Linked DNA regions of Mus musculus: region 1 is linked to region 2. The links are chromatin loops, found by intact Hi-C in ENCODE. Cell type or tissue: heart. All regions are shown on one strand. Links, peaks and the distances in the headings refer to the core of each region. The heading gives the core; the rest is flanking DNA. Region 1 overlaps Tmem131 (transmembrane protein 131). Region 2 overlaps Tmem131 (transmembrane protein 131).

What was found. Peaks named below come from ENCODE experiments on the same cell type or tissue, not always from the same donor. Only the 100,000 strongest peaks of a DNase experiment are listed, where the experiment ranks them.
Region 1: a loop joins it to region 2, with 3 times the contacts of the local background. A loop is called at or near these places in 4 of 42 quality-filtered maps.

Annotation. Positions count from the first base shown.
Region 1 is chr1:36,909,498-36,925,722 of GRCm38, forward strand. All of the region lies in intron 1 of Tmem131 (transmembrane protein 131), which reads right to left. Among named protein-coding and RNA genes, the nearest start is that of Tmem131, 22 kb to the right of the region's middle. In heart, for the core only: a CTCF peak has its summit at 5,218; DNase peaks (open chromatin) are centred at 5,224 and 10,794; H3K4me3 peaks cover 430 bases; H3K27ac peaks cover 2,815 bases.
Region 2 is chr1:36,856,598-36,872,822 of GRCm38, forward strand. It overlaps Tmem131 (transmembrane protein 131), which reads right to left. Exons shown (of 41, transcript NM_018872.2): 4 at 15,915-15,983. Among named protein-coding and RNA genes, the nearest start is that of Tmem131, 75 kb to the right of the region's middle. In heart, for the core only: no CTCF peak of the experiment used is centred there; DNase peaks (open chromatin) are centred at 5,364 and 8,354; H3K27ac peaks cover 760 bases.

The DNA of each region.
Region 1 (16,225 bases), core at 3,388-11,387, 51 kb after region 2:
ACTGTTTTCCCAAAGGACCCAGGTTCAGTTCCCAGAACCCTCACAACTATACGCAACTATAATGCCAGTTCTTTCTGGTCCTTGCAGGCTCTGAATGCATGTGTAATACAAGCATACATGCAAGCAAAACATCCATACATAAAAATACCCATGCACATAAAATAAGAACAAATAAATCTTAAAAATAAAATTTTACTTAGGAGTGTTCACTGATATTTTCACATATAATTCAAAAGCCATGTACCTAAAATGTGTTTTAAATGTGTATCACACTTCCATTAAAACATTAGTCAAACCTGAGAATAGCAATACTGAATTTCACCTCTCCTCTCTCTTCTGCATTTCTACAGCTCCAACCATCTGTCCAGTAGCTAACAGCATCATGGCCCTTCATTTTCCCACTACTGCACCTACTAGAGTAGGCCTATTTGGAGGCCATTTCCCTTCGGGGGGAAAGAGAATGCAAAAGCAGTCACTGTCACTACTTAGGAGGAATTTTCTGTTTGAGGTCATGGCACCTCCCAGATGGACTACAAGTTGAGGTTAGAGGGGAGTGGGGCATAGTGTGCGGGCGCCAGGCATGCAGACGCTACAGCCGAGTGTGTACAGCACATGCACTCCTCTGCCTGCCAAGAGTCAGGTAAGTTTCTTACCAGTGAGGAAGAAAACTGCTCAACAATCAAAACATAAAAATGTGCCAGGGCGTTGGTGGCACACGCCTTTTATCCCAACACTCGAGGCAGAGGCAGAGAGGCAGAGAGGCAGAGAGGCAGAGAGGCAGAGAGGCAGAGAGGCAGAGAGGCAGAGAGGCAGAGAGGCAGAGAGGCAGAGAGGCAGAGAGGCAGAGAGGCAGGCAGATCTTTGAGTTCTGATTTGAGAGCTACCTGGTCTACAGAGCAAGTTCCAAGACAGCTAAGGTTGTACAGAGAAAACCCTGTTGTGAAAAACAAAACATCAAAACAACAAACTAACCCAAAAACCTAAAAATGAAGTTTTAATAAAGAGCCAAGGAGGTAAAGCTTCATTTTAATGTACCCAAACATGCTCATGACTCAAATCTTCCAGACGGGGACCAATGAGACCATACACCCAATAAGTACTCCTTTCCTTCAGCATCCACCAATCACGTCTAAGCGTCGTAAGAACTGTACTCTTTAAAGTTAAAAAGAAAGCCCCAGAACAGAATGCTACTGACAGCAAAGGCTTGCAGTAAGCACAAGCAGACATTTATAAAGTAAAATCGGTTTTAAGTGAAATTAATGACTCCAAGTAGTTAGAAAAACATGGGCCTCATTTAGGTTTATTCTGTAGGTTTAATATTAAATTGAGAGTGTACTATAATTAGAAAAAGAGATTTAAAGAATATATTTCTTTAGTACATAGTTTAAACCAAACTTTTAATGCTATAAACATACTTTAAAAATTGTTTTATTTATTTATGTATTTATGTATTTGTGTATTTGTGTATGTATGTATGTATTTAGAAGAGGGCATCAGATTTCATTAAGGATGGCTGTGAGCCACCATGTGGTTGCTGGGATTTGAACTCAGGACCTTCGGAAGAGCAGTCGGCACTCTTAACAACTGAGCCATCTCGCCAGCCCTTAAACATACTTTTTAAACACATGGCTCAATAGTTTTACTCATTGCCAGTCTTTAACAGCTTATCTCTGATAAATTTTAAGTTAGAAGAACCATTCAACAGAATCTTAACATAAAACCAGATAGTCATATGTGAGAGATTTTACAAAGAGAAAAAAAGACACTACTGGGTTTGGGCAGGTTCTTAGTGTCTAAGACTAATCTAAGACCCCAAACCAAAAGTTGGGCTAAATCCAAGTACTTCCTGTCTCTCTGAACAGCAGGTTTTACTGTTCCTGTAAGTTTCATAGTCTCTAGCTTTTGCTTTGTGAGCATACAAGCATCACTGTATTGTCCTGTCTAGTAGCAGGCACAATGCATCACTCCCCTCTAGTCTGCTGTTGCTGTACAAGCTTGGAGTACCATTGTTGGTGTTTGCTCCTAGCTATAAACAGAAGCACCAGCTAGCTCAGATGATAGGGAAGGGACAGGCTACTTTGTGATCTCACTGATGTGAGTCAGTTATAAGCTTTAATTTCATAGGTTTAAAATTCAGGGACATTCAGAGAAATTAGAAAAGCAGCCAGGTAGGGTGGTTTCCACCTGCAATCCTCGCCAGCTCTCGGGAAGCTGAGGCAGAAGAAACAAGAGTTCAAGGCCATATGACATATTCCTGTTTCAATAAACAAAAGATGAGCTGCAACAAACAAAGGACAAGTGTGACAGAGAGCTGAGGATGTGGTCTGTGGGAGAATACCTGCCCACATGAATAAGTTTGACCTCCACCCGAAAAAGAATAGCACTGACAATCTAAAGCACTGCCATGTGCACATATGATTGACATATTTTCAAAAAGAGTGCCACAGCAATTTGGTGAGAGATAGTCTCCATTAATTGTGCTGAAACAGATGAATAGGCATATGCAAATAATGACTGTTGATGTCCACTGAACACTGGATTAGCTCAGAGTGCATTTCAGACCTCAGTAACAACAGTCTACTCCTAGCCTGTGTATTCTACACAAACACACAAACCTTTGTAAATTTTTGTCACTTTGGTTCAGGGGAAAAAATCTTATAGGACACAAAAAGTACAGAATCAAAAATGAAAAAAAATTTAATTTGTACTTCATTAAAATTGAAAACATTTATTCTCAGAAGCCATTGTTTATAGCTAGGTGTGTGGTGTGTGCCTGTAGTCACAAGGACAAGATTGAGAATGTGAGACCCAAAGTGATACTTTATCTCAAAACCCAACAACCAACAATTGATTGTTTATTAATTTTTTATGTGTATGCATGTCTTGCTCACAGGTTATGTCTGTGCACCATGTGAATGTGTGGTGCCTGCAGAGGCCAGATGAGGGCATTAGACTCTCTGAAACTGGAGTTATAAAGAGATGTAGCTCTCCATGTGGGTACTAAGATTTGGTGAACCCAGGTCCTCTGGAAGAGCAGACAGTGCTTTTAACCACTGAGCCATCTCTCTAGCCCCATCTCCATTTTTTAGAAATAAAGACAAAAATGAGAACACCGACTATATAGTAGAAAAAGTATAAACTATATATCTAATGAAACATTTGCATCTATGACACAAAGAACTTTCAAAAATTAATAAGACAGCTCGATAAAAATTGAGAAGATCTGACTGAAAACAAAAGGAGTTCTACAAATGGCCAAAGAGAACAGAAGATGGCCCTTGCCTACCACTAGCCACTTCACAAATTCTAGTAACAGTAACAAAACACAGCACTACCCACTTACAAAATGACTAATGTCGAATGTGAACAAAGATATCCTACACAAGGAGGTAGAACTCTCACATGGCTGAGGACAGCTTGACAGTTTATTAAAATTAAACATCACCACCTAATCAGACACATCAACCTATTCTAGGTGCTTTCAAGAAAGAAACAATACCTTTAAAAAAGGCTTCTTGGACATTCATAAAAAATTTAAACATCACGGCTCCAGAATAGGGAGAAAAGCAAAGTTAAGTTCACCAGTAGGTAAGGAACACACCATTACATCATACAGAGGGATCTCTCCACTCGGCAATAAACGCTTACCACACACACGCAGCACAAGGGCTTCGAAAGCTTAAGCTATGTGAATCAAGTCAAACCTCTCGGACTCCATACAAAATGATCTATTTATCTGAAAGTCTAGACAAGACAATGAGTCCGTGACAGAAAGACGACAAGTAGCTGCCTGGCCCACTGAGGGAGATACTAACTGTGAAGAAGAAGCCACGGACTTTCAAGACAATGAACGTTCCTGTTTCCACAGCTGCACGTTTTTAAAATTAATCTGAGAATACTTAAAACTGGTGAAGCTTACTGCACAATAAGTATTCCTATGAAGCAAATAAGCGGAGGGAGTTTGGTGGGATGCAATCCATAAAACTCAGTCAACATACTATTTTTCCCCTAGAAGAAGGTCTCATGCATAAAATGATGTGCTAAGGTCCCTCAGAAGGCAGCTCTTTTTTTGTTTTGTTTTTGTTTTTTTTTTTTTTTTTTGAGACAGGGTTTCTCTGTGTAGCCCTGGCTGTCCTGGAACTCACTCTGTAGACCAGACTGGCCTCCAACTCATAAATCTGCCTGCCTCTGCCTCCCGAGTGCTGGGATTAAAGGCATATACGACTACCGCCCAGCACAGAGGGCAGCTCTTAACACCCCTGCCACAGCCTTCACACTCTGAAGACAAACACAGCTGCCCCTTACTTTTGGTCTGTTCACGATCTCTTATGTGCTGTATGTATTTCAACGGCTTTTCTACCCTAAGATCCCAGTACCTAGTCAGCTTTATATTACTGAAGGGTTGGAGGGAAGCATGGTGGGAGAGCATGAGTAAAATGTATGGAGACTGAGTTCAGACTCCAATACACACACACATGCGCACTCAAGCACGCACGCACACACGCACACATACACACACAAAGAAAAGAGGAAGGAAGAAAGGAAAGGAAACACAATGAAACTATACTTACTAGAACATTAGTTTGGAATCAGAAAAACGAATTAGGAGTGGTTGGTAGTACATGCCTCTAACACCAGAACCTGTGAGGTTGAGGCAGGAGGATCACAAATTCCAAGGCCAGCTGGGACTATACATAAAAATAAATGAATGAATGAATACCAGGTAATGCTAATGCTATACCACATTCTTACAAGTTCTAGACCTATGCAAGTACATGTGGTACATTACTCTTAAAGTTCAAAATATTTGCATAGGATTGAAGTAACATCTGAAAGAATAAAACATTTTTTTAAATTAGAATGTTTCCCCAAAATCCATTTCTCTCCCCACAAGCTCAAAGTAGCCTGCGTATAGGAACATTCTGATAGTCCAATCTACTTCTAAGAAACTTGCAAATCCAGTGTTCATTCCTGGAAGTTTCTCTGTAGACAGAAGCCTCCCTGCACCTCCACCGCACAGCCCCATCACCCAGCTGCCAATCAAAGACCTCGTTTCCTTTCTCAATTAAAAGAGCTTCAATGCCCAAAACACTGCTAAGGAATGTGGGAAACGGCTACAACATTCTACTCTTCCGCTGAGTTTTCTCAATGCTGACCTCTGACCTCTACTTCCTTGCAATTGTTGCTCAAGTCATTTCCCATTTCTGAAGCTAGGTCCAGAGTCACATACCACTCGTGTGGAGCAAGCTCAGTGGCAGTGCAGGAAGCCTCAGGGGACACCATTAGGAAGGAAGTCAATATTTTCCATGATTTCCTTAAAATAGTCGAATAAATGTTACTGAGGAAAACAAGAATCCCATGTAGCTAAGAATAGGTCCACTTTTATCCACTAAGCTTTTTAATATACAGCAGACACATGTCCTTCTAAGTCAATTCCACTGTAGAGTCTTTTCCTTATCTCCACCTTCACAGCAAACCAGAAGAAATTAACACGAACACAAATGTCTAGCAGCACCTACTATGTGCTCTCTGTGCTGCTGGGTAAAGAGTATACACTAGCTTAATTCCCTGGGAAGAAGGGTAGAAATTCCTAAGTCAGGAATAAACTACCAAGTACAAACTGAGTGTCACATACTGCAAACAATTACAAACAGAAAGACTGTTTTAGATTTCAGATTTTTTTTTTTTCAGATTCTGGAATGCTTTTAGGGATGAGACCCAAGTCTAAACAAACAAACAAAAAAATTACATTTTACATATAGGAATACACATGGCCTGAAGGAAATTTCAGAGAGTATTCTGAGTGGGCATGCATTCGGTGCCTGTGGTTTACAGCGCTGAGCACAAGCTCTAACATGAGTGAGGGAGCCACGTGCTCCATCTCTGAGCCGCACCCCAGCTATGTACCTAGGTTTGCCTGTGACCTCTCAGATGAAATCGGGTATAAAGTTTTCCACTTGTGGCAGCATATAAGCCCTCAAAATTAGGAGCATTCTGAATTTTCAGTTTTGGGTTTGGGGTGGTTAACTGATAGTAAGTTTACCTTTTGCTATTAGCTCCTATCAAAGAAAACTAGGGAAAACACTGGCTCTTGGCCAGACCTGGGTCCTCATCTACATACATGAGGGAGCTGGGACACAGGAGAGAGCTACAACCTACCAAGTACTCCTGTCAGGGATGGCCATGGAACCCTCTGCTGAGCATGTAGTGGACAATGGGAATGCTGGGTCAAGACTGGCACAACTGGCAGGCGTTGTATAACACACACCTTAATCCCAGCACCCAGGAGGCCCAGGCAGGCCTGGTCTACATAGTGAGTCCAAGACAGTCAAGACAGTGAGAGCCTGTCTTAAAAAATAAATTAATTAAAACAACAACAACAACAACAAACCAGAAAGACTGGCACAACTCCACTAACCTCCCAAACAGCGTAGATTATTTAAAACTGCTTCTAAACAGTATGAAAGAAATTCTCCAGTGTATAAACTAGTCTTCGCCTAGGCTAACCTAAAAAGCTGCCATATTTTCTGTCCTCTGCCTGCTATGAATACATGATCTAAGTGTGATTCTGAGTTGAGATGAGTTAGGAGTCGATGGCAGTTGCCCAGGACCTCCGCCCTGTGGTTCTTTTAGCCAGATCTTAAAACTTTAATGAGTACAGAAAGAAGGGCCACGCAAAAACAACTTAGGAGAAGAGCAGGCTCTGAGAAGAAAACCCAGTGAAAAGGAAGATTCTGACCAAGAACAGCAGGGGCCACAGAGATGGCGTGGCGTTAAGAGCGGCAGCTGCGTGTGTACTGCTCTTGCAGAAGACCCGAGTTCTGTTGCCAACACCCATGTCAGCCTCAACTCCCGTTCCAGAGGATTTGAACACGTCATCTGGCTTCCTAGATTACCTACACTCAGATGGGCACGAGCCCATATGCATGCATACAGATACAAATTTTTCTTAATTAAAAAAAAAAAAAAAAAAAAGACTGCTCCTATAGATCCATACCTGTCATCCAAACCCCTGAAGAGGAGACGTAACAGTTCGGTCGGCGGCTACCACTGCAAGAAGAGAATAAATCCTACTGGGTAGTCTAATGTGCAAAGGAATGTACAATCTTGTTTTAGTCTCTGAAACGCTGGGAACATAGGCAACACTACTACACCCTACTCCAAAAAATTAAAAAGTTTAAATGTAAAGTTACCAAGTTTATTTCTTTGCTATCACTATCTGATACGGACAAATATATTTTTCACCGTCATGAAGCAGACAACACATCCATAAAACATGTTAACCTTACGAAGCAAGTTGGCTGCTTTCACCGCAGCATATTCAGCAAGAATAAGCCAATATGGAATCCCACATCCAACTCAGACAGAATCTTCCTGGAGTGGTAACAGCAACATCTGAGGAGGGACAATGTACTTTAATCTATCCTAAATGTCTTCTTTGGGGAGTGGGGGGGGAAGGAATCTGGAGAGAGCAATGGCTGAGCCGTTGAAAACTGGCTGTTCTTCCAGAGGACCCAGGTTCAACTCCCAGCAACCATGTGGCGGCTCACAACTTTCTGTTATTTCAGTTCCAGGGGATGACACCTTTACAGACTACATGCAGGCAAAACACCAATACATATGGAATATAGGAAGGTAGGTAGGTAGGTGACTGGGTGACTGGGTGGATGGCTCCCCCGATTTTTGGAATTTCTCCTGCTTTTCAAATTGTGTCCTGATCTTGAAAGCACTTTGGGAAGACAAAGAACACCACAAAGAAAATGCAAGTTCCTAGAAGTTGGGGATCCCTTCATTGCTGGGGTGCTGATGACCAACCCAATGTCTAGCACACTGATCCTCAATGAATGTTTGCTCAACTGAATACATGGGATATCTTCAGACCAAGAAACTGGTCTCGTCCAGCTGAAAATAACAGCAATGTGACTTGCCTGGTATTGCATAAGCACCTCCCACTGAAACATACTATGAATATGTAACAGCTAATCCAGATCTAGTACTTCCTGCTGCCTGCCAAGCCTATTCACCATCATTTAGAACACCTCAGAAGGTGAGTACTCCATGGTACCCACCCAAGCAGATCAGGTAGGTGTGACAAGAGGGCTACAACACTTGCCCAAGGTCAGAGGCAAGCCCGCCTCCCAAGTATGCTTAGTCTCTACAAGAGATAAGAGCCTGTCTCCTACACAAGAGTAAGGGAATCATTTATCAGGAAAACATGCTTGCTCTGACCAAGCTTTCCACAGACTGTTCACAGATCTGCCCACTACTTAAAACAAAACAAGGCATACTTATAGTTGGAAATGGTGGGATACACCTGCAATCCCAGTATTAGGGAAACTGAGGCAGGAAGATGGTGAGTCCCAGATCACTTTGACTCAGCAAAACTGAGTTAGCTTGATTCCACCCTAAGTCCTTCACCATGACTATTCTCCCCATTAGAAGCTGATCAATATATAGGTTATATACATATTAGAAGCTAATGACTATATGTCTTCCTTACATTCTACCTAAGAACAGCAGCATATTAAAAGCACTGGGGTAAGGATGATGTGGATCATTACACAGCGTGAGAGCTAAACCTATTCATATGTGGCCATGAAGTCAGCTCTCTGAAAAGGTTCCATTTATTTCAGTTCCAGACCAGGTCAAAAAGAGGAAACATAAAAATAAAGGCATCGAAACAGCTCTGCAGTTAAGAGTGCTTGCTGCTCTTCCAGAGGAGCCAAGTGTGGTTCCCAGCACTCACATGGGGCAGCTCACAACTGCCTCTAAGTCCTGTTCCTTGGAACCAATGCTCTCTTCTGGCCTCTGTGGACCCTGACACACGCATGCAGGCACGCACACACATATGTGTGCACATGCGCACAAACACCTATTTTTAAAAAATAGTAAGATTAAATGGAAAGGTATTTAAATAAGTACTTAGATTATAGTAAAAAATAATACCTGCTAAATAAAATACTGCATTGAGAACCTTTTCGAGAGAGTTGCCAGTGGAGAGAGAAGAAGGTAAAGGTGGGTAGCGGAGAGAATCTTTAAACTAAAGTTGTTCCCATTTAGTCTAAGGGAAGCCAGACTCAGGATCCTTGATTGGTCGAAGTCAGTCAGTCCTGGAGTCTCAATGCTGCTGTCTCTAATCCTAACACACTCTCTCCCACCTCCTGCAGCAATGCCTTCCACCACTGTTTCCTGTGGCTATCTTTTCTTGTTTGTTCTGGTTTTGTCCTTTTTAGGTAGGAGGCAGAAGGCAAAAAAAGAAATTCAAGAGTCTGCAGACAAAGATGCCTTGTAACAAAGATACAGTGTCTTACTGCCTAAGCTCCCAAATGGGTCACTCATCCTGAACAATGACAGCTTTAGATGGCATTTGTGTATTTGGGGATCCCAAAAGCTTTTTTAAAAGCTGAACTTATAAGAAAATAATCATTATAGGAGACACACAGACTGACTCACACTGAGTGTGTCCTGAGGTGTGCCTTCCCCAACGTCCCCAGTGCACTCCTGCCCCCAATTCCAGGCCCATCACAGCAACCACCAGTAAGCAAGTGTCTGCCTAGAATCTGTTCAGCCATCAGATAAAAGACTGTTTCCAGGTCTAGCTTAGGAAATGGTACTACTGAATAAAACTTCATGAATAAACTTACCAGGGTCCAGTCTAACCTGGCTGGAGCCTGAATAGAGAGATGTAAAAGGGGTGGAAACAATTCAGCTGGTACAGTGTTGTCTAATTAGTATGCATGAGGCCCTCCATTCCGTCCCAGCACCAAATAAACAGGGTATGGTGTTACACATCTGTAATCCCAGCACTTAGGAGATAGAGGCAAAGAGGGCAGCAGTTCAGAGTCATCTCTGACTACACAGGCCATGCTGAGCTACCTGAGGCCATGTCTTTAAAAAGAAAAAAAAGAAAAAAAAAATCAAGACAAAAAATGAGATGTAACTACTAGATAGGGGCTCACAGAATCTGTATATAATCAAATAGAATATATTTAAAAGGTCCAGTGGGATGAAATATCTGGTAAAGGCACTCACTGCTAAGCCTAACTACTGAGTTCTAGTCCCAGAGCTCACACAGTGGAAAGAACCAAGTCCCACAAGTTGTCCTCTGACCTTCACACATGTGCCATATACACACAAAGTAAATGTAAAAAAGTCAATTGAAAATTCAGGTGGCATTTTAATATTAAGTATATTTAGTATATTAAGACTTTAAGATAGCAGCGAAAAGTTCTGAGGTGAACATGAGTGGGACATGAGCCAGTCCCACTTGTGGTTAAGCAGAATTACTGAGCCCTTGCCATGGGCCATGTGTACCACAGATAAACTAGCAGGCCCTCTATCTCACTGCAATGGGGCCTCTGAGAGTTAAGTCCCACCCTCAGAGGAGCTGCCTAGATACAAACAGAAATCTTCACAACCAGTCAAGCAGTGCTGGCTTACAGGAAGTGCAGGAGGCAAGGGGAACTCTCAACAGCCTCCACCTGTCCCATATGCTGCAGACAGATACTGGCCAGAGCAAGCGTCCTGGCTACTGTTATCAAGGACTACAGGCCATCTACAGCTCTCCACTCAAACCAGTTTTCTAAGGAACTCCCATTACAATAAAGAGGATATGGCAACATTTATGTTAGTTAGCTGATAAATTCACTCACTAAGGAACAATTTGTAACTACTGGGTATATCTAGGTTAAGCTTTTATCTCCAATGCTACAGGCACTGAGGTCACCCAGAACTTGGACTTCGAGCCAGCCCCTTGAGAGGAGCAGCAGTGTGTGCCTGGATAAACAAACACTGCTGTTCTAGCACCAGGTCCTCCCAGGCACTAGGCCAGGCTGCCTTTGTTTGGGTCCTGTTTCCTGGCTTCTGCTAGCCGGTTACCTCCCCCTTCTCTTAAGGCAGACACTTAAATGCCTATCTTATGTTTTCAAAACCATTTCCTTTACAGATCCTCATTACTGAGCCTTTCAAGCCTTCTCTGCTATCTCCAATGCTTATCTCTGGGCTGGCACGCCTCTTGATAGGCTGCCATTGAGTCTGAGTGCAGTCCTGCAGTGAGTCAGAATCTATCTCCACACCCACCTGGTGAAGACTGTTCCATCCTTCTCTATAGACAGTCTGCTCACAGGAAAACAACCTAATGTGTGTATCTTCAAGATACTTCAGGACCAGAAGCAGGAAGAGAATGCTCCAAGTTCACACTCCCCAATGTAGCTGGCTCATATTTTCCCTTCTTTGATTCCAGAGCTACCTACCAGATGTTATCATATAATGCAAATTAGTCACTGCTCTAAATTCTGCTCAGCACCTTTGGAAACACCCTGTCTGGGGTGGAGCTCTGCAGGGGTCGGGGCATCTGCCTCCAGGCCAGTCACCTCTGCAATCCAAGATCCCGGGCGGCTGGTGTGGTCCACCTCTCCTCCTGTGGACTGGGAATGACTATCCTAGTGCAGCTATGGCCAGAACTGAAATGTTGCCAGGAAAAGTGCTGCTGTAAGCTAAAAGTAGAAAGCAAGAGACTCGTCCTCCAGGGGATACACTAGGAAACTTGCTTTCCTACTGGAACACTATGCAAGGGAATGGAATGAAAAGTTGGCATACACTATTCAAATAAAATACCACCTTAAAGCAATGCCTACCGATTCACTGGGGTCCATCCTTAGCTCCACTCTGCCTGTGACTGTTCAATAAGAATAAAGGTACCGATGAATTATGCAATAACATTATGCAGCTTGACTGAGTAAAAAAGGGTAAAAAGATGTAAGTAGAGATGCAAGCCAAAGTTAAGAGTATAGTGAAGACAGAACAAAGGGCAGAATGTCTCTACGTAAAAAGTTACCGGACACTAACATTCCTCAACCTAGACAAAGTGCCTGAGAATACAAGAAGCATAGGCACGTCCATTTCAGTCAAGGAAAGCCCACATTTGGAATTTCCATGCAGGGAACTACATGGTTAGTAAATGACAAACTAATATATAAGAGCATTCATCTGAGAACCTCTGACCTATTCAGCAGACAATGAATTTAGGCAGAAACCAGCCGGGTGAAATAAAAGGACACGTGCTTGCTGACTGGGTCCCAGGGCTAGGGCCAGCAGAGAGGATGACAACTCAGACTGAGTTCTGCCACAAAGACAAAGCATCATCAAGCATTTTGACCAGCTTCCAAAAGTCTGCCCTTCTGGGCCTGTGGCTCATTTTCACCCTGGACGTGCAGTAGCAAAGCACAAGAAAGTAAAGCAGCAGCAGGTGCCACCAACACCTGCGCACTTCCAAACCAGCCCCAGCCCCAGCACCACCGCCACCGCCACCCTCCAGCTCACTGACCCGCATCAAAGCCCTCTCAAGCCCTCTCTGATGCGGCAAGTTTGTAATGCAGCTGATGGGGGAAAGACAAGAGGACAGAGAATGACTGACTGACATCACTGACTCCCCATGCACTGTGAGGTCTGCCTTAAGAGTTTTATCAGCTGCGATATAAACATTTGAAGACAGAGGTCAAACACTGAGCCCAGAGATCGCTGCAGCAGCAACTATGTGAAATGACACGTGACAATGCCATCGGTGGAAGCAGCTGTGAGAACCTAACTGTTTAGAAATGCACATAAATCATCTTGTCCATAGAGAGTGTACAGAGCCTTCGAAGAGGAGCCTGTGTGACCTACAATCCCAACACCTGCTACAGAGTCTATAACCGCTGGCCTGTGGCACACTGCTGAAGGCCTGCGAGGAAACGGCCCAGGCACATAAGCACTTGCTCTGTTTGATAAACAAGCAAAAGCAACAAATAAGTCAGTGTGATAAGCGGAAGCAACCTTTATATGATTTCTAAGAGGAAAAAGTCAGCTGACATAGTTCCTGAAACTGTATTTGTGGTAGTCTTTTTTCATAAGCTTGAAAAATTTGTAGAAATTAACAAACACAAAACCCTGAGAAAAATCTCAACATAAAAATGAGAGTTACACCTGGTTAAATAAATACGTCCAGCCAGGGGTGGTGGTACACGCCTTTGATCCCAGCACTTGGGAGGCAGCAGCAGCAACAGGTGTTATCTCTGAGTTGGAGGCCAGCCTGGTCTACACAGTGAGTTCCAGGACAGTGAAAGCTACATAAAGAACCCTAACTTATATTTACAGAGGAAAATCTATACAAAATCATCATACTGAAAAGCAGGTTTACAGCCTTGCTGTTTCTAATACGGTTTCATGTATGCAGAGTAAGAAAATTCTCTATAAAAATCATACTTCTTTATTCTATAGAGGAAAATGTCTGAGGCAGAGGACATAGGTGCTCCAAGCTGTCCATCTGTAGAGAACATGATAATGTCTACAGGCTTCCCTGGCAGGTTCCGCCATTATCTCAATACCCTGTGAATGTGGTAGATCATGTGAGGAGCGGCAACCACTGGTGCAGTAGAAACCAAGATTCTACTCAGATGCTTTTAAGATGCATCTGACCTGTCTGGGTGGGCTCAAGACCTTGAAAACTGGAAGCAAGAAACAGCATGAGGTGGAGTTCGCTCACCTTGTGTTGCTGGCCACAATGTGGCAGGAGAAACTACTAGAACTCAGTGAATTCTCCAAGTCTAAGCTGAGAAGAAGCTGAGACTGCAGACAGCAGGCAGTGAGGACTCCTGAGAAAAAAACCAGGGCAGGGAGCTGTGGCAGGGAGCCTCAGGAATGGGGAAAGAGGTGGTTCAGTGGTTAAGAGCACTGGCTGCTCTTGCAGAAGACCACAGTTTGATGATTCCTGACACCCACATGGTGACTCATAACAATCTCTAACTCCAGCTCCAAGGGAATTGACACCTCTGGCTTCTGAGGGCACCCATGTGTACACACACACACACACACACACACACACCCCTTAGAAATAATAAAAATAAATGTGAAAAAGTAACAAATGTTCTCTAAAGGGGTAGAGGGTGGGGTTCTCCACTGGGCTCTCAGCAAAATGCTGATCACATATGTACCTGAGGTACCTAAGGCTGGGGAAGTAACTGATAAAGAAGACTCGTGCCACCTTGTCTGGCGTTCACATGAGTCAGGAAGACCATCTATTCCAACCCATGAAACTAAAGAACAATAACTAAGCCCTATGACTCACAGAAAACTGGAGGGTAGACCAAGAAGTCATGCCTTGTTGCTAGAGAACAATCCAAACCTGAGGCGCCCAGCTGCAGACCTCAAGGAACCGGGGAAGCAGCTCAAAGGGCCAGAGCCTGCTTATCCAAGGCCAACATCACCAGAAACAAGCAAGCACAGAAGAACAAGAACAAGCAAGACCTCAATGGAGTGACATTTCCAAGTCACTTTCCTGCATCTTCCACCGTAGCTCAAAACAGTTACAAGGAATAAAGATACCAGCATCTTGTTGCAAGATATCTGATTGCACTGTGAACCCCAAGATTGTGTTATTTACTAAAACAAACACACAAACAAAAACCTCTTTCCAATTGTGGTGCAGCTCAGCCTTACTTAGCACACATCTTTAATCCAAGACAATGAAGGTAAAGTTAGTTTGGAGAAGGAAGCAGCCATGTTTGAAAGTGATGTCTAACTGAATGGCAAAGTGACAAATCAGAGAAAGATTTGACAGAAGAAGATATGCCCAACTGTCATGATAAGAGAGAAGAAAGGGAAGCTACTAAAGAGAACAGTGCAGAGACAGAGAAGAGTTTTTACTGGGACAGTGGTACAGAGACAGGTTGAAGAGAAAGAACAAGCTAGACACAGGTGAAGACAGAATGAGCCAGAAAATGAGAAGGAGCCAGTAGAACAGATTGCCAAAGTTAGTTTGAGGTCAAGCAGAGCCATTCAGGAGTGGCAGAGAAAAGTCAGATTCAATCAGTCAGCTTGGAGAGGAGTTTGGGCCAGAACGGCTGAGTTGAACCAACCAGCCAGAGCTCAGAAAGAACTAGAAAGGGTGAGCTTATTCAGCAATAAGTTTCAGAGGCTGACATTCTAGGCCTGGATAAGATTGTATGGAGACGAGAAGCTTCCAGGACTAGGCCTAGGTCAGCAGATGGAGGCAGTGAGCCTTGGAGATGACAGTCACTATAGGAGAATAAAAGATGCCATAACAGTACCTACCAATGTAGGCCTCCCCCACTCTCAGCACTCAGCCCAAGGCTACCCAGCACACAGGAAAACATACAAGAGCAGTGAGCCACAGCTCACTGAGAACTGACCGAGGTGTGCAACACTGTAAGTGCAAGGTCAGTTGGGAACTCACTGAAACACCATCTCAAAGTGGAAAGTTGAAATAGTACATGCAAGACCCTGGACTCAGCCTTCTGTCCAAAAACCAATTTTTAAAGTAGAAAACCGAGGCTGGGATTGTAGCTCTGCGTAAGTGTTTCCTATCATGCCAAGGGCCTGGGCTGAGCCCTAGCCTGGAAAAAGAAGTAGATACAAGAGAAATCAAATACAGAAAAACCACAACAAAACAGTATTTCTATAGATGAACAGTGTATTGGATGTAACAGTATCAGACCCTAGGAAAGTAAGGCCAGCGAGCAGGTAAGCCAGCACAGCCCTGTGATGCTCAGCACAGAGCCCAACCCGAAAGGTCAGCTGGAGGTCAACTTCATCCTGTCTACTACAAGGCTATTCAGAGCTTCTAAAATGGAGTAGGGAGGGGCAAGACAGGAAGCAATCCTAAGAAATAAAATTTGTGTTAAAGTTAATAAAAAAAACTGTTAACCTACAGATCCAAGAAAATCTTCAATAAATACCTAAAGGCTGAAAATCAGTTTTCACCTTAAAACCAACCAACAAACAAACCCATAAAATACAAATAAAATACAGACAGCAAAGTATAGCCAAAAAAAAGCAAATCAAACAATAAAAATGCATCAGAAATAAGCCTAGCACTGAGAAGGTCAAGGCAGACTCTTCAAGAAGGGGTCTTCAAGGGCAGCTTGTACAATGATACTCATCAAGAGAACAATGATAAACACCAAGGGCAAGAGAGGCCTTGTAAATAGTAAAAAGACATAAGGAAATATTAGGACTAATTTTGTTAATAACTTTGACAACTTAAATAAAATATCCAAATTCCTTTAAAGGTTCAGTCACCAAAGCTCATCCAAGGTAGGAAAAAAACTAAATAGTTCTATGTTCTAAAAATTTACATTATACCTTAAAACATCCACAGAAGAAAATCCCAGGGCTAGATAACTTTCGTGGTACTACAAACTGCTCCAAAGTAAATGATTAAAACAAA
Region 2 (16,225 bases), core at 5,232-13,231:
TCCCAAGAGACAGAATCGGGTTTCTCCATGGGTGGACCCTCTGAAACACTCCCAATCCCAAATGGGCAGTCCTAACCACATATACATGAGCAGAACTAAGTCAACTCTGCAGGCTGTATTTGTACATGCGTGTGATCTATACATATATGTATTTATATAATCAATAGGATGTTATGAACTAGAGAACTGAAGGAGGAACAAGAGTTGGGAAGGAGAGAAGAGTGGAAACAGTCTGAATACGGTACTCATGTATGAAATAAAAAATCAATTCTAAGGAACACTGAAAAACAAACAAAGGAATAAACTCAACTGAGAACTCTTTAGCGAACTGAGGGAAGAGAGGCTGCCTGAACGGGCAGACAGGAGAGAGTGAGGGACCAGGGGGGCAAAGGACAGCCTGGCCTGAAAACCAGACTGCGGATGGGAAGGCTGTCTGGACTCAAGCGCAGAGAGCAACTCCTTACAAGTGTAGAAAGGTTATGGTTTCCAACTCTCCTCTCAGGTCTTCCAGAGAGCTGGGTCTGTACGCTATGGTCTAGGAGGGCAATCCTGCCCAACTGCAGTTTGACCTAAGCACTGTCTCAGGGTGCAGACAAGGTGGGTCAGCCAGAAGCTGGGTGTGCAGAGCTGGGCTTTCCACCTTAGGATCATCCTACGCTAACCCTGGGCGGGGCCTGACCTGTTCTTACTGTACAGCGGCCCTATAAACACATGAAAGGGGCAGCTTGCTCAGTGTGCTGACAACGGCAACTCCCTTCCAGTTCTTCAGAGCATCGGACTTTCCTTTCACTAACATTGTACTTGTATGTTTGGCCACAGTCAGCCATATAGCTCCCTTGAAACATGCTTTGCCAATATTTTCTCAGTGTGTGGGTCATGTTCTTTACTTGATGGTTATCAATTACAGCATAAACTTAAAAAAAAAAATTTACGTAACCCAAGGTATAAATTTTGCCTCCTGTTAATTGTGCATCTGGATTTCTACATTTTAAAAATAACAATGGACACATACAAAATGTTTTCTTCCAATGGCTTACAGCTCAGCTCCCTTATATTCATACTTAGCTGCATGGTATCTCTAGCTCTATAATGCTCACAGCTCCTCCATTAAGCTCATATTTAGTCACATGATAACTCTAGCTTTACACTGCATTCTTTTGCATGGTATAATGTAGGGACTGATATTCACTCTTTTTTCACATGGATAGCAAGTGGCCCCAGCACCATGTACTACTAAGAATATTCTTCCCCTATTAAACGGTCTTGGCATCACTGTGACAATCAACTGTCAATGAATCTCTTTCTACAATCTGAGTTCTTTTGCATTTATCTATGTGTCTGTCCTTAGGGATATGTCTGAACCACCACTGCTTTGTAGAAAGCCTTTGAAAATGGAGAGCTTTCTACCAAAATGGCTCAGCACATGAAGGTAGTGGGGGCCAAGCCTGACAAGCTAAGCTCAGCCCTCAGGACCCACATGGTAGAATGGGGGAACCAAGACCCTTAAGTTGTCCCCTGACATCCACATATGTGAGCCCATAAAGTAAACAGAATTTTAAAAAATTTTCTATAAAGTTTTTGATATTGGAAAGTGTGCTTCCTTCAACGTTAATTTAAGGGTGTTTTGGATCAGACTGTTTGGGGTCCTTTATATGGCTGTGAATTTTAAGGTTATCAATTTCTACACAGAGAGACAGGTGAAATTCTGATGAAGAATGTATTCAATCTGCTATCTTAATTCCTGCCATCTAACACACTAAGAGCTGTGAGATTTCTTTTCCTATTTACTTGGTTATTTCATTTCTCTTGGTCACAATTTTTAGGGTTTTTTTTTTTTGGTATGCCTTAGTGCTTCTATCAAAAATTAATATTTAAGAATTTTTGTTCTCTTTGATGCTACTCTTTCTCCCCACCCCATCCCAGCTTTGACGCAGGGTCTTTATTTAGTCCAGACCGCCTCTGAGCTCATGCTCCCCTACGCCAGTGCTGGGTGACAGGTGTATGTCACCACCTGGCTGAGACTGTTTCTCTCTTTTTAAAAAGATTATTTGCTGCCACTGAACAAAACCATGGTTTATTTTTGTATGTTGGTCTTGCATTCAACTTACTACTTCTAGTAGCCTTAATTTAAAATATTATATTTAGAGTCAGTATCTAGTCCATGGAATGGGGAACATTTGCAAGTAGAGATGCTTGCTTCTTTGTCCATCTGGGTGCCAACTGATTTTTTTCCCCTACCTTATTGCCAAATCAGAAGAATGAGATGCTGAAGAGAGCTGACAAGACTCCCAGCTGCTCCTGATGCAGGGACAGTTTCCCTCTCAGCATGACATCAACCTTGGGGTTTCACAGATCATCTTCATTAGGTTGGAACATTCCTTTCTGTTCTTGGTTTGTTCAGAATGCTTGCTATGGAAGCACACTGTGCATCTTTACTACATCTATGTATGATCTTATGTATCCCCTTCATTGTCCTAGAATACTACTACTTGCTCACAGTGTATGATTCCCTTACATACAGATGAGGTCTGTCTGTCGGCACATTGTGGGGTACTTCTGAGCCTATATTCAGAAGGATGCCTGTTGTGTCGTGTGTGTTTGATTTGGAATGAGGGCAATGCAGCAAGCAGAGCATGTAAGGACCTGCCTTCTGCCCTCTGTGCCACAGCCTGACTTTGTTGGACTGACTCATTTTGCTTGGCTTCTCATACATGTACTCAAATTCTTGGGTTTTGATTTTTTACTCTATTTAGATTTTCTGCTTATTTCCTCGGCTTTGTAAGTAGAACAGTAAAGAGAAATAAACACATTCCTTGTATCTTGAAAGATACATAGCACAATATGTACTTTCTCTTAAAAACACCTTTGTCCCTGGACAGTTCAGAAGGACTGCAGGCTAAGTGGCTTTTGTCAGCTCCCCATGCTTTTGTTGGTGTCTAACTTTAATACAAGCAATCTCATCTAAGAGAAAGACAGGGTGAAGATAGACAGGTACTTTAAAGTCTCCTTCAAACAGGGCTGTGGATGGCCTGCTACACAACAGGGCTCAAGCAGACAAGTATGGACGTCCATGGGAGTGGCCAGCGATGGGAGGTTGGCTTATTTGTCTTGAGGCATCAAGGAGGAAATGTTCTGGGCCATGCCGAGTAGAAGAGATAAGGCCTTGCTGAGAGAAGGGTTATGGGAATTTGGAGTGATGAGGATAGAGAAGATGGCGAGAGGCTTCCGTTTGTAGGAAGAGCCTTCCTTGTCCAGCCTACCCTCTACTCTCTCAGTGCAAAGCTCTCTGCATCACCTCTCATGCTCTAGGCTGTGTTACTACCACAAGCTCAGTAGTTAAAGGCAACCTCCACTCATTACTGCACGAGTTTCTAAGAAAGTTCCACAAGGTTTCTGCAAATGCTGAGCATGTTGGGTTCTCGTGCAGAGCTAAATGCATTTACTTTGTTTGCATGATTCCATGCAGCTCCTCTACTTCCAAAATCAAGTTCCTCTCCTACTGCAAATGTCCAACACTTTTGCTCCTCATTCTAAAGTCAGCCTTTGAAGGCTTTGGGACTAGGTCTGGGCCACACAGATAGCTCTCCATTTTAAAGACCATAGGATTTAGATAGAGCCTTGGTTACAGTCACATCTGGATTAATGCTTGGTTGTAAAGAGGTATGTGTGTATATATATATGTGTGTGTGTGTGTGTGTGTGTGTGTGTGTGTATTAGAAACCTGAAATTCTCCCAATCATCTTACAGTTCTGACTACCACAAGCAGCATGTGTGATCTGCCTGGCTAGACAAGTTGAATTTAAAAATAAACAAATATCCAGTCCCTTGCCAGTGCTAGTCCTGTTTGTTTCCATTATTGGCTGCTCCAAACAGAGGAGTCAGAGACAACAGTGGGAGGTATTTATAGATGAACACAGCCAGAGCAGTCGGACATCTTTGCTCTCTGTGCTGAAGGATCACACTGTCCAGATTCTACAGGAGTGGAAGGTTCCAAAGAACTGGGAGGAAACCTTAGGACCGGGAGTAGCTGGGAAAGTAAGCTGCAATCCTGTGGGATTAAACTTCCTCTATCACTGTTTCCTGCAACCGCAGGAAACAGCTGCAGGCATAGTTTCCCAAATGCCCCTAGACAAACCTGCTGAATGAAATACAGCATTCTGCTGTGCAGCCTCAGGCAGGAAGCCGGGCCAAATCAACACCAGCACTTTGTAAAACTCCATCACCACAACATCCTACAGTTCTCACAAACACATGCTATAAAACTATGCATGGAAGTAAGAATTAGAAGTGGGAAGCTACAAGGCAACCAAACAACTCTTAGAAAAAGGAAGCCTCCTTGATTTTCTTGGAACCAGAAAGCAATTAGGGTGAAAAAGCTTTCATGCACTGATTTTAAACTGAAGATCTGAAGCCAATTTTTCTGCACCTAATAATTATATGAACCAAAGAATGCAGTGAACCAGTTTTTACCCCAAACATCGTTTACTGCTTGCAATAAATGCCTGAGAGAAAGATGTTGCTATGGAAACAGAAAACACTTAGGGACACTGGCATAAATAATTTGGGAGAGGGAAGAAAGGGAGGTTGTGAGTACCCAAATCATGGCAGAGTGTCATTTGGAAACTGGGCAGGGTGATCCATCCCACCTCTGTGTAGCTGGGAAGATACCAGGGAGAGAGGGTGAAGTAGAAATTAAACATTAAAGACAAAGTTAATTTAAAAAGAAAGCCAAGAAAAACCTATTTGGGGGGCCTGGTTAAGAATACTTGTTGCTTTTGCAGGGGACTTGGGTTCATAGTAGCTCATAGTTGGCTGTGGCTCCGGGGATCCAATGCCTTCTTCTGACTTCTTCAAGTACCAGTCATACATGTGGTATAAATATATATACAGGCAAAGACACACACAAAAGTCTTTTTTAAAAAACAGCCCATTTCTTCAGAATGCTAATTTTACATCTGTGCTCTGAAATGAGTGTTAGCCCATTATTAATAGAGGTGACCACAGAGGTGAGGACAGTCAGTACCAGGTTTCCTAGAGAGCAGCAAGGTGTGCCTCAGGACAGCCCACACTGCTAGCATTCTCAAGCCATGCTGACACTCCATCCCACAACATTCCCTTCCCAGTACATCTGAGCAGGGGACAGAAAGGCCCTCTGCTTCCTCGTGGCTATGACAACCAAGATTCCAAACTGCTGCCACCACTTCTGCCTCTACCAGCCTCACTGGGAACCCAGTAAAAGCTGAGCTGGTTTCCTTTGTTTGCGCTCTCAGCCTTGCTGAAGGCCTGCTGTGGTTTCTCAGAGAACTTCATTGTGTTGTGTTAGTGTAGACAGATGTTGTAACTTGTGCTGGCCAGAATGACATTTCCTTTTTAAGCTTTACAGTGATGCGAGGTCATATGAAGTCACTAGACATTGTACTCTGGCCCTGGATCCCATTCTGGGCTTTGGCTATGCAGGCCCAGCCTCTCTATAACTCTGGGAGCAGAGGCAGGCACAGCCCTGGCCAGCCAGTCATTAGAGGACAGCTGGGAATAGAATGGAAATGTTCTAAGCACATTTAAGGGATTCCAGGCTGGTCCAAGGTGGAGAGTAAGCTGAATGTTTGCAAAGTTCCAGCTTCAAATCCAATTCCAGAAAGTCAATTTAAAAACACCCAAAATAAAGAAAAAGGGAGGCTATGTTACTTAGGAGTACATATCTTAGTTTAGGTTTCTATTGCTGTGATGAAACACCATAAAAGCAACTTGGGGAGGAAGGAGTTTATTCAGCTTATGCTTCCACATTATCAAAGGAAGTCAGGATAGGAACCCCATCCTAAATGGATCAACTACCTATATGATGGACAATGTATACCCTCTGGGGTATGTCTGTGTGTGGCAGCATCAGTCTGGATATTTAAACTCAGTTTTAGGTGGTGATCCATCCCACTTCTGTGTAGCTGGGAAGATACCATGGAAACAGTGGGAAGGCCATGTCTACCTGTGCATGGCAAGCTGTGAAGGTTGTTTTGAGCACAGGGCTGACCTCTACTGACTGGTCATCAGGCATATGAGAAGCCAAGGGACTAAGATGGTCTTCAATAGGATCCGCTGCCCACTGTATGATATATTTCTCTCTCTCTCTCTCTCTCTCTCTCTCTCTCTCTCTCTCTCTCTCTCTCTCTCTCTCTCTCTCTCTCTTTTCCAAGACAGGGTTTCTCTGTATAGCCCTGACTGTCCTGGAACTCACTTTGTAGATCAGACTGGCCTGGAACTCAGAAATTCACCTGCCTCTGCCTCCTGAGTGCCGGGATTAAAGGCGTGCGCCACCATGCCCGGCTATGATTTCTCTCTTGATGAAACTCTGACAAACTAGGAATAGCATTACATCCACTGATATATACGTCTTCTTAACACAGCTGCTTCAGGAATTGGACAATGAATCCACCTGGGGTGACCATTGCTCTCTGCTAAGATGTTTTAGATTAGAGAGAAAGAAGGCTACAGAAGGTAGAGTGGAAACAGTCAGCAGGGCTGTAGGGAAATAGCATTGGTACTGAGAGTGAGCAAGGTGAGGACACAGGAGTCCTGGCAGCCTTAGGTAATGTGGGCCTACCTGTCTGTTATGGTGGCTGAATCAGTCTTATTTTTTTGCCTTAAGGAGTTTCAGTCAGTGTTCTCTCATTTACAATCAAACAATTACAACACTGATTGAAGCAGAAGTACTATAGGCCATCTACACTAACTGCCAATTTTCTTATTCTCTAAATATATGGAAATGATAACTAAAAATATGACTGAATCATAGTGCCTGTTGCTTTCAGACGGCTTATAAAACTACAAGGACCTGGGAAGATGGCTGGCATCTGCTGTTCAAGAATGAGGACCTGAACGTGAACCCCAACATCTACATAAAACCTGGGCATATACAGTTAAGGAGGTAGAAACATAAAGGGTCCTGAGGTTATCTGGCCAACCGTCTAGCTGAATGGATGTGCTTCAGGTTCAGTGACAGAATCCTTTGTTTAAGAAATATAGGGTGGGAGAACTCTTTAAACTTACATGGTGGAAGGAAAGAATCAAATCCCCACAAGTTGTTCTTTGACCTGCCTAAACATACACACACACACACACACACACACACACACAAATACACGCATTAAAAAAATAGATAGCTGCTACCCCTGTTCAATGTACGATCATAATTTGTTTTCTTTCTATGTGTAAGAAACACTGCTTTAGTGTGCCTGGAGAGATGGCTCAATGGCTCATTTACTGCTTCCAGAGGACTAGAGTTTGGTTTCTAGCAACCATGCCAGATGGTTCACAAGTGCCTGCAACTCCAGTTCCACAGATCTTGTCTCTAAATTCCACGGGCACTGCACTCATGTGCCCATGTATTCATTCTCATATTTATTCTCTCTCTCTCTCTCAGAAACAAAAGAGGGAGATTATTTTCAAAGTATGTAGAACATGCCCAGAGTTAGAAAGATCACACTGACTTCAGGAAACAGTCTGTAGTTTTCTATATATGTGGAATAAGAAATGAAGACTATTCGCATTTATCATAAGACAACAGGAACCATTAAAGGACTTTTTATGGGAAGATAATAATGTGATCAAGTTTATAAAAATTTTATTTATTACTCCCCTTGTGTGTGTGTGTGTGTGTGTGTGTATGTGTGTGTACGTACAGGAGGGCATGCTGTCTGTAAGTATGAGGGTAGAGATCAGAGGACAACTTTGGGAGTCAGTTCTCTCCTCCCACCATGTGGATAGCAGAAATTGAACTTAGGTATCAGGCATGGCAGTATATGCTTTTACCCACTGAGCCATCTCCCTGGCCTCATGATCAAATTTTAACATTATAATTTGTTGACAGCATGGATGATAAGTCAGTAAATGCCATACATGTAGAGACAGTCTTAGTTTTCAACTAACACGGGCCTGAGCCAAGAGGAGGTAGCAGAGCAATGAAGAATGTAGGAGAGAGTACATAAACTTGATAAAACCTTTCTCCTGACTGACAGAAGAGACATGAGTGCTCCAAGGGACAGGAAGTACTCAGATGCCTCAGTGGCGAGGAATGGGGCCATAGACTGGGAATCACAGGCTTGTGCCAGAGCTATGAAAGATCAGGGAAAGGTGCCCCAGCAGGCTTCAGATAGGACGAATATGTAGATGTGTGCTCACAAGGCTACCTGCAGACAAAAGAAGGGGCAGAGGAAGGGGACCATGTGCTCCACAAAGTACCAAGGACACAAAACTGGTGTCCTAACTAAGGCCCCAGCCAGTGCAGTCACCCACCGGGGTTTGTGAGCTCAGCATGGCAGCCTGCTGCCCAGGGAACACGCCCTTGCATTTTCCTGCTGGGAGACACAACATGCTGCCTCTATCCTGCCAAGTACTGCTCGCTGGCAAGTAACAGGATGGCTGCCACAACACTGTGTCACCAATCCCATACTTAGCCTGGAAGAGGGGACTTCTATACACTGAGCAGCATAGAGGGAAAAAATCCTCCTCCAGAATTCCCTTACATGTGTCCTCATACCCCTAGCTAGTCTGGGTCATATCTCTCTGTAAACTGACCCTAAATGAGAATGGAAATGTTATATCCAACTTAAACAGAATTTGCTCCTGTGCCAGGGACATGCTCACTTTGCCCACAGGTTGAACAACTGAAAAGAAAGCTTAACACTTATTAACAAAAACAAACAAACATGGGCGGGGTTGCTAGAGGTAGGCAGGTGTCCTCAGGCAACAGGCAGGTAGCCTACAGCAGCTCTTCTACAGTGGTGCTCTGACCTCATGCTTCCTACTTAGTACCCACTTAAGAAATGCAGGAGTGTTTGGAGGCAGAAAGAAAATAGATCAATGCGGGAAAAATTCTGATTAACTAACAATGTCTATGTTTCTATGAGTGGAGGAAAAACCCTAACTCAAAGAGGACATGAACAAGTATAGTAACTGTCTACTTCCTGAAGCCACTTAGGAATAACTTTTTCCTCTCTCTTTTATTTTAATAATCTTTTTATTAAAATATATAATAAAAATATATTTTTTTCTTTTCTCTCTTTATCTTTTTAATCATATTCAACACAATATATTTTATACCAATCTTAAAAATGATGGACATGTTATTAAATGAACATAAAATGATAAGGCCTTTTTTTTGTTTGGTTTTAGTAGAGCTTAAAATCTTGGCTCTTAATGTGGTACAAAACAAAAATGAGAACAATTTTTAGACATTGGAGTTCATTTTATTACAATGTACTTCAATGTCCCTCACATCACGAAAGGATTCTACCTCCATTGTAGCTAAGCTAAGAGTTGACAGTTCTGCTGCGCCAAGGAATGAATTGTAGGTATGATTTTTGGATACAGATTTCCTGCTATGGTCGAAGCTATTTGACTTGAGTGACTGTTGTCCTTCACAGCTTGCAGGGAACAGGTTACATTCATTTAAGAAATGGTGTGTGTATTGAGATGGTCTATCCATGAAGTCATTCATCAACTGTTTCAATGAACAATGGCTCTGCTTGGAGGGTGGCACAGACTTCAGGTGAGGGTAAGATTCTGGTTCATTGGCTGTGATGATTTTGAAAAGCATTCATCTCAGAATAAGAGTAATTTATAAAGTCCTCTTCTTCAAAATTGATACAGTAATTATAAATATCAAGCAAAGCCTTCAGTCTCACTTTTTGCTGTTCTCTTACAAGCCACCACCCAAATTAATTGTCTACACTTCTTTTGGCTGTATAAATAATTTTGAAATATATAAGCTGTTCTGAAAACCACAGTATATTGTAAAAACATCAAATAAACAATTCTACTAATAGAGAGGCTGAGACAGGAGAGCGTGACTTCAAGACCATTATGTGGTACACAGCAAGACACTGTCATGTACAAACAAGCAGAAAGTGTATATGGATTGTGCAATATTGGATTTTTCCAGTTATCAAGTTAGAAAGACCAATGCATGACAGCCAACAAATTTTTAATCACTCATATTTTTGAATTTCAATCAATTAGGATATGTTTGTAATATTAATTTTCATATTAAGCAATATTACAGAAAAGTGGTCGTTACTTCCTATTAATTTTCTTGTTAGAGGTGGAATTATGTTTGTGTGGGTTTGTTGAAAGATTACTTTCTTGCTTCTTCTAGGGTGTAGTTTCACTCCTTGTGTTGGTGTTCTCCATCTATTATTAGGGCTGGATTTGTGGAAAGATATTGTGTAATTTGTTTTTTTCATAGAATATCTTGTTTTCTCCGTCTATGGTGTTTGAGAGTTTTGCTGGGTATAGTAGCCTGGGCTGACATTTGTGTTCTCTTAGGGTCTGTATGACATCTGCCCAGGATCTTCTGGCTTTCATAGTCTCTGGTGAGAAGTCTGGTGTAATTCTGATAGGTCTGCCTTATATGTTACTTGGCCTTTTTCCCTTACTGCTTTTAAAATTCTTTCTTTGTTTAGTGCAGTTGGTGTCTTGATTATTCTGTGACTGGAGGAATTTCTTTTCTGGTCCAGTCTATTTGGAGTTCTGTAGGTTTCCTGTATGTTCATGAGCATCTCTTTCTTTAGGTTAGGGAAGTTTTCCTCTATAATTTTGTTGAAGATATTTACTGGCCCTTGAAGTTGGAAAATTGGGAATCTTCACTCTCGTCTATACCTATTATCCTTAGGTGTGGTCTTCTCATTGTGTCCTGGATTTCCTGGATGTTTTGTATTAGGAACTTTTTGCTTTTTGCATTTTCTTTCACTGTTGTGTCAATGTTTTCTATGGTATCTTCCACACCTGAGATTCTCTCTTCTATCTCTTGTATTCTGTTGGTGATGCTTGCATCCATGACTCCTGATCTCTTTCCTAGGTTTTCTAACTCCAGGGTTGTCTCCCTTTGTGGTTTCTTTGTTGTTTCTAGTTCCATTTTTAGATCCTGGATGGTTTTGTTCATTTAGGAATAACTTTCTATCGTGAAAACATAACTCTTTCTTGTCATGAAGCTACTTTTGTCTCCTGAGAACCTGGCTCTACACTGCCAAACAAAGTATTTTAAGCAAAAGAGCATCCTTTTTTGAGACAAGAGCACTAAAGTTAGGAATTTTGATGTCTATATCCCTACAGTGGCTGGATACTAACACTCAGGCTGGTCTAAGTTACAGTCCTCAGGATTCCTTTTTAGTGCATTTCTCATTCATGAGAGCTTAAGAGTACAGACACTTCTGAAAGTCTCTCCTGCGGATTGAAGATAGGAAGAGAGCCAGCAGCTATTCTGTAGCAAACATACCTTCCCAAGCTATTGAAATGTAGGTGTTTCTGGGAGTGATTCTGCAGGTGTAATTAAATCCCCTATCAGCTGACTTCCATCAAAGGGAGCTCTCAAGCCAACTGGACTTTCAATTGCACTCTCTAGCTCAGGACCCCCTGCCGACTGCCTGAAAAAGATGTTCCACGTGCCTCACAGTTCCAGCTATTCGAAATCTTCCTCAGTATGTGCCTAACCAGTTCCTACACCATAAGCCAAACCTCTCATATGCCCAAACAAACAGCTAAAAACATATAGGCACACATGTTTAAGATTCCCAGCAAGTTCTGATTTTTAAATGAACTCCACTATGCATGTTTCCCCACTGGCCCACAAAAAAAACCTACCTTCTGTAACCCCAGTTTCATCTTTATGAAATAAAACACACTCCATTTAATGTTCTTAGACTAGGTGTTTTGAATAATGGAAAAGCAATGTGTTAGGCAATTTAAGAAAATGTAATAAGATGATATACACTCAGTGGATTAAATCCACTAGTCTTGTCTTTCTCACTGTTCCAGTGCCAAAACCTCTGAGCATAGAGAGAGCCAGCACATTGTGGTTCTAGTGGGATCCTTTGTGGTGTCTTCTTGCTGTCCACTCACCTGGTGGGTAATGGGCTGGGCAGCCTGGCAGCATCCTACTCCTGATGCTCTGCTCTCCCTTGTGCCCTACTTGCTTTGCAGAGCCTCCACTTTCCCACACCATCGCAAGCTCCAAGAGGAGGTTCTCTGTAGAGAGCTGGAGGGTGCAAACACCAGACACAGAGCACACCTGGCTCCTTTGTGTTGCTCCTCTGTCTTTGGAGCCCGGAGCCCAGGTCTCTACCCTCAGGATTAGCCCCTTTCCTGTGCTTCCAATAGTTCTCCTCACTGTGTTACCTGCCTTGTTTGTGCCCTGCTGAAGCTCATCTGTCCTCCCACCTACATTCAGGAAGCTGAAGCTTCTCTTAGCCCACGAGTTTTTGGCTTCTCTATGACCTGGGCCAGCCTCAGTAAGAACGCCTATCTGCTTCCTTTCCAGTCAATGATGACTTTACTGTCACACCAGTTGCCTCTAGTTCATGGCATCAAATTCTTCTCTAGCTATAAAGGATATTAAAGGTTAACTTTAATATTCTTTATGTCCTTTAATTGAAACTCTCTTGAGGGAAGTCGAATTGTATGTAACACACCAGGTTCAGCACTGATCGAAAACAAAATATGCAAACAAATAAAATTAGCAAATGAATTCAACAAATATATCCATATAACTTGATGCTAATACCACATAAAAACAGAAAAAGTTCACAATATATTAAGTTGAAAAGCAAGTCAAAAGGTAGTATGTTTATAAAACATGGTTGTGCTTTTGTGACTCAATAACATTAAATGCAAAGGAGGCCATAAGAGACGACAGTTCAAATGTAGAGGTTCTACGTGGTCAGACTGTGGCAGTTCTTCTCGTTCTTGTCCTCACAAGTATTTTGTTTATAAATTTATTACGGTGACTATATACCACTCAACACAATAAACAGAACTCCAGTTTTATAACAGTGATTAGCAACCTTTTCAAGCTCTGAGGGATGAACAGACGAACTCTGGAGGAGGCATCTATCTATAAAGTGTCACAGCATGCAGAACATGCCTCACTACTCTGGCTTTTGTGACAGGCCTCAGTTTAGTCTTCAACTTTTTGATCCTGCTTCAGCCTCCTGAATACTCTCCTGTGCAACTGTGTGTTTTAGGGGAAGAAAGCAAGAGGGGCCATTCTTTCCTAAAGAAATACATGATTCAGAAAGCAAAGAAGCTAACATCTCCCAAACACACTAAAATCATCCTTTTCAGAACCTTGCTTAACTTCATCCCAATTTCTACTATTTTGGAGGTAGGACAATACTCAGACTTGAGAAACAAGTAATTAGGACATGAACTTTTAGTTTCAGTTCCGGTATTTTTCTATAACTGAAGGTTTTTTTGTTTAAACCTTGAAATGAAATTTACAAATCCCCTCAATAAAGAAACCAAAGGCTGGGGAGAAGGCATGAGGATCTCGGTACCTATGTAAAAGGCCAGGTGTGATGGCACACCTCTGTGATCCCAGGAGACAGACAGATCCCAGGAGCCTGATGGCTAGCCAGTCTGTGGAATTCCTCCTGTCTAGAAGTAATGGAGGAAGACACCAAGCGCAGGCATCTGACATCCATCTCTAGCTACACATATGAACATACACACACACACACACACACACACACACACACACACACACACACACACACACAAACACCAATGGAGAAAACACAACTAGATGTTAGATGAGACTTTTGAAAGTGAGTTTCAAGAGCAGTCTCTGATGGTGACTACAGCTTTGGTGCTGTGCAGTCCTCTTCATTCTCGAGTCCACACCTGAGAACAGCACTGACACTATCTAAAGTTGCAGTGCGGCATGGAGCTCAACAAATTAGCGTAAGAACACACTCAGAGGTAATTTTACTAGAGAAAGAAAAGCCTTTATTTAAAAAAAAAATTAACTATATTGATAAACACCAAATACATGCCCCTTTTCACTAAATATTTTTCATTTAAAAGAAGATTGTGATATATTCTGTAACTGAATTAAGAACTCTGTTAATTAAGAACTCTGTTATTGCATCTTATCACTGCATCTGTCTTAGTGCATTTTGTGCTGCTGTAACAGACTGCATAATCCATAAACAGAAGTTCTGGGCCTGTGAGATGTACACACACACACACACACACACACACACACACACACACACACACTATGCAGTGGTAACACAAGGCCCTGGGTGTGAACATGGGCTGGAGAGATAGGTGAGTGATTAAGAGCATTTCCTCTTTCCAAAGGACCTGAGTTCAGTATCCTGAACCAACACTGGGTGGCTCACAGTCAGTTCTAACTCCAGCTCCAGGGGATCCGATGTTCTCTTTGTGTCTGCATGGGCCTATGGCATAGGCACACACAGATGTGCACACAGAGATTTAAATGTGTGTGTGTGTGTGTGTGTGTGTGTGTGTGTATACTTATGTATGTATACATAGAAATAAACTTACTTCCTTTTAGTTCTGCAAGGCTAGGGGGGTGGGAGGTGGGGTTCATAATCAAGGTGTTGGCCTTCCTGACACATTCTAACACTGCTGCAGGTATTGTGTGGGAGAGGTAGGTACCCTGAGCCTTAACTACCTCTGGGAGAGCCTACCTCCTCCTGAGGTTTACCGTCCTAACAGTACTTAAACCTGTCTCAGAACAATATAACATTTATTCCCTATCTGAACGTTATGGTCTTTAAAACTAAATAGCACAGAGGTCAATTTTACTTATACAGTGGCTGATTCTCAAGTGCACACACTTTTCTCTGCATGCCTAAGCCCCTCAACTCAGCACCTCTGCAAGAAGACCATCATCAGACACAGACAGGCTACCAAGTGTCTTTTGACTCTCAGGCAAACTACCCAGCCACACTTCAGAAAAAACAAATGATACATTCGATTTCTGTATCTGAAACTATGAAAAAGACACTTGACCTTGCTGTGTGTGTCATAGCAAAAGCAGCTGAGTAAACGCTGCCGGTGACAAACCAACACTCTAATCTTTGTTTGCTTAGCCAGAAGAGACCTAAAACATTGATAACTAAAATAAAACGTCTAAGAAGGTAGAACACAGTGATTCTCTGGCAGAGGACATGGCCCTGTAAGACAGCTAGAAACTTTGACCCAGCAAAGCATAGGAGTCTAATATCTACTACCTATTTACCTATCAGTCTCAAAATTGAAAACAGAAACTTTGGCCTTTTGCTTAGAAACTTACTGTAGTAGTACAGGAAGGAGGGAGGGAGGAAAGGAGGCAAGGAAGGACGGGCCTATATTCCCAGGGGCAGAAGAATAATTAAACCCACAAGAATATGTATAACATCTAACCTCCATTTAGAACAGGCTTATAGTATAGACAACTGCTTAACTTACTGCTGAGAAATCAAGATAAACTTGCAGTCCACCCACACCTGAGAAAAGCACACTAACAAATGCACACATGCACAGAACCAGACCCTAGGCCACATGCTCTCCTGGTACAGACACTAATTTACAGCTTGCTCTTGAGCCTTTGAAAATTCTTCTATACCAGGTGACGATACAAGATGCCCCCATCACCCACTGCAACTGAGCCCAACAGGGCAAACACTTGTCTTTCCTTGAGTCCCTGAGATATGTGAATCCAGAGTCCCTAAGCAGAAGGCGACTGGCTCAGATATATCTGTGGCATTAGCTGTGACCTTTCACGAGGTCAGTGACCATATTACTGGTGACATGCTGACACATGCACTTTAAGAGCATTATATCATGCAAATTATCAATAAGGTGACTTTAAATGCCAGAGACAAAGTGCTAATCAGATGAGGCTTCCAGGTGAAGACCACTTCTCACGCTGGGTGGGATCCTCTGAACCAGGGTGTAGCGTGTGGGCAATGTTCAGACTTTCGAAGTTTATGTTATGTCAGATTCTTAGCAGATTCTAGTTTCAAAGGCTTCAACATCATTTGCTTTGTTAAGGTTTGTAGCTTTCTCACACAGCTAATACAGCAAAGGGCAGGAGAAATCCACGTAAAACTGTCCTATAGCTCCAAGTTACTTACTGCTCATGGAAATCCAGCATGGGCGGTTCGAATCGTATGGGCCTGCAATTACCCCGGTACAGAGAAATGCTGGAAAGAAAAAGAAAAAGTGTGAAAAGCAGCTCTTTAATTCTGTAAATCATGGTTGGATGCTTGACTTCTGTCACAAGAAAGCATTTTAAGAGAACAGGAATCTGGGACAAAGTGACAGCTCAGTGGGTAAAGTGTGAGGATAGCAGCTGAATGTAAAAACCACGTTAAAAACAAAACCCAAGCCGGTCGTGGTGGTGCACGCCTTTAATCCCAGCACTTGGGAGGCAGAGGCAGAGGCA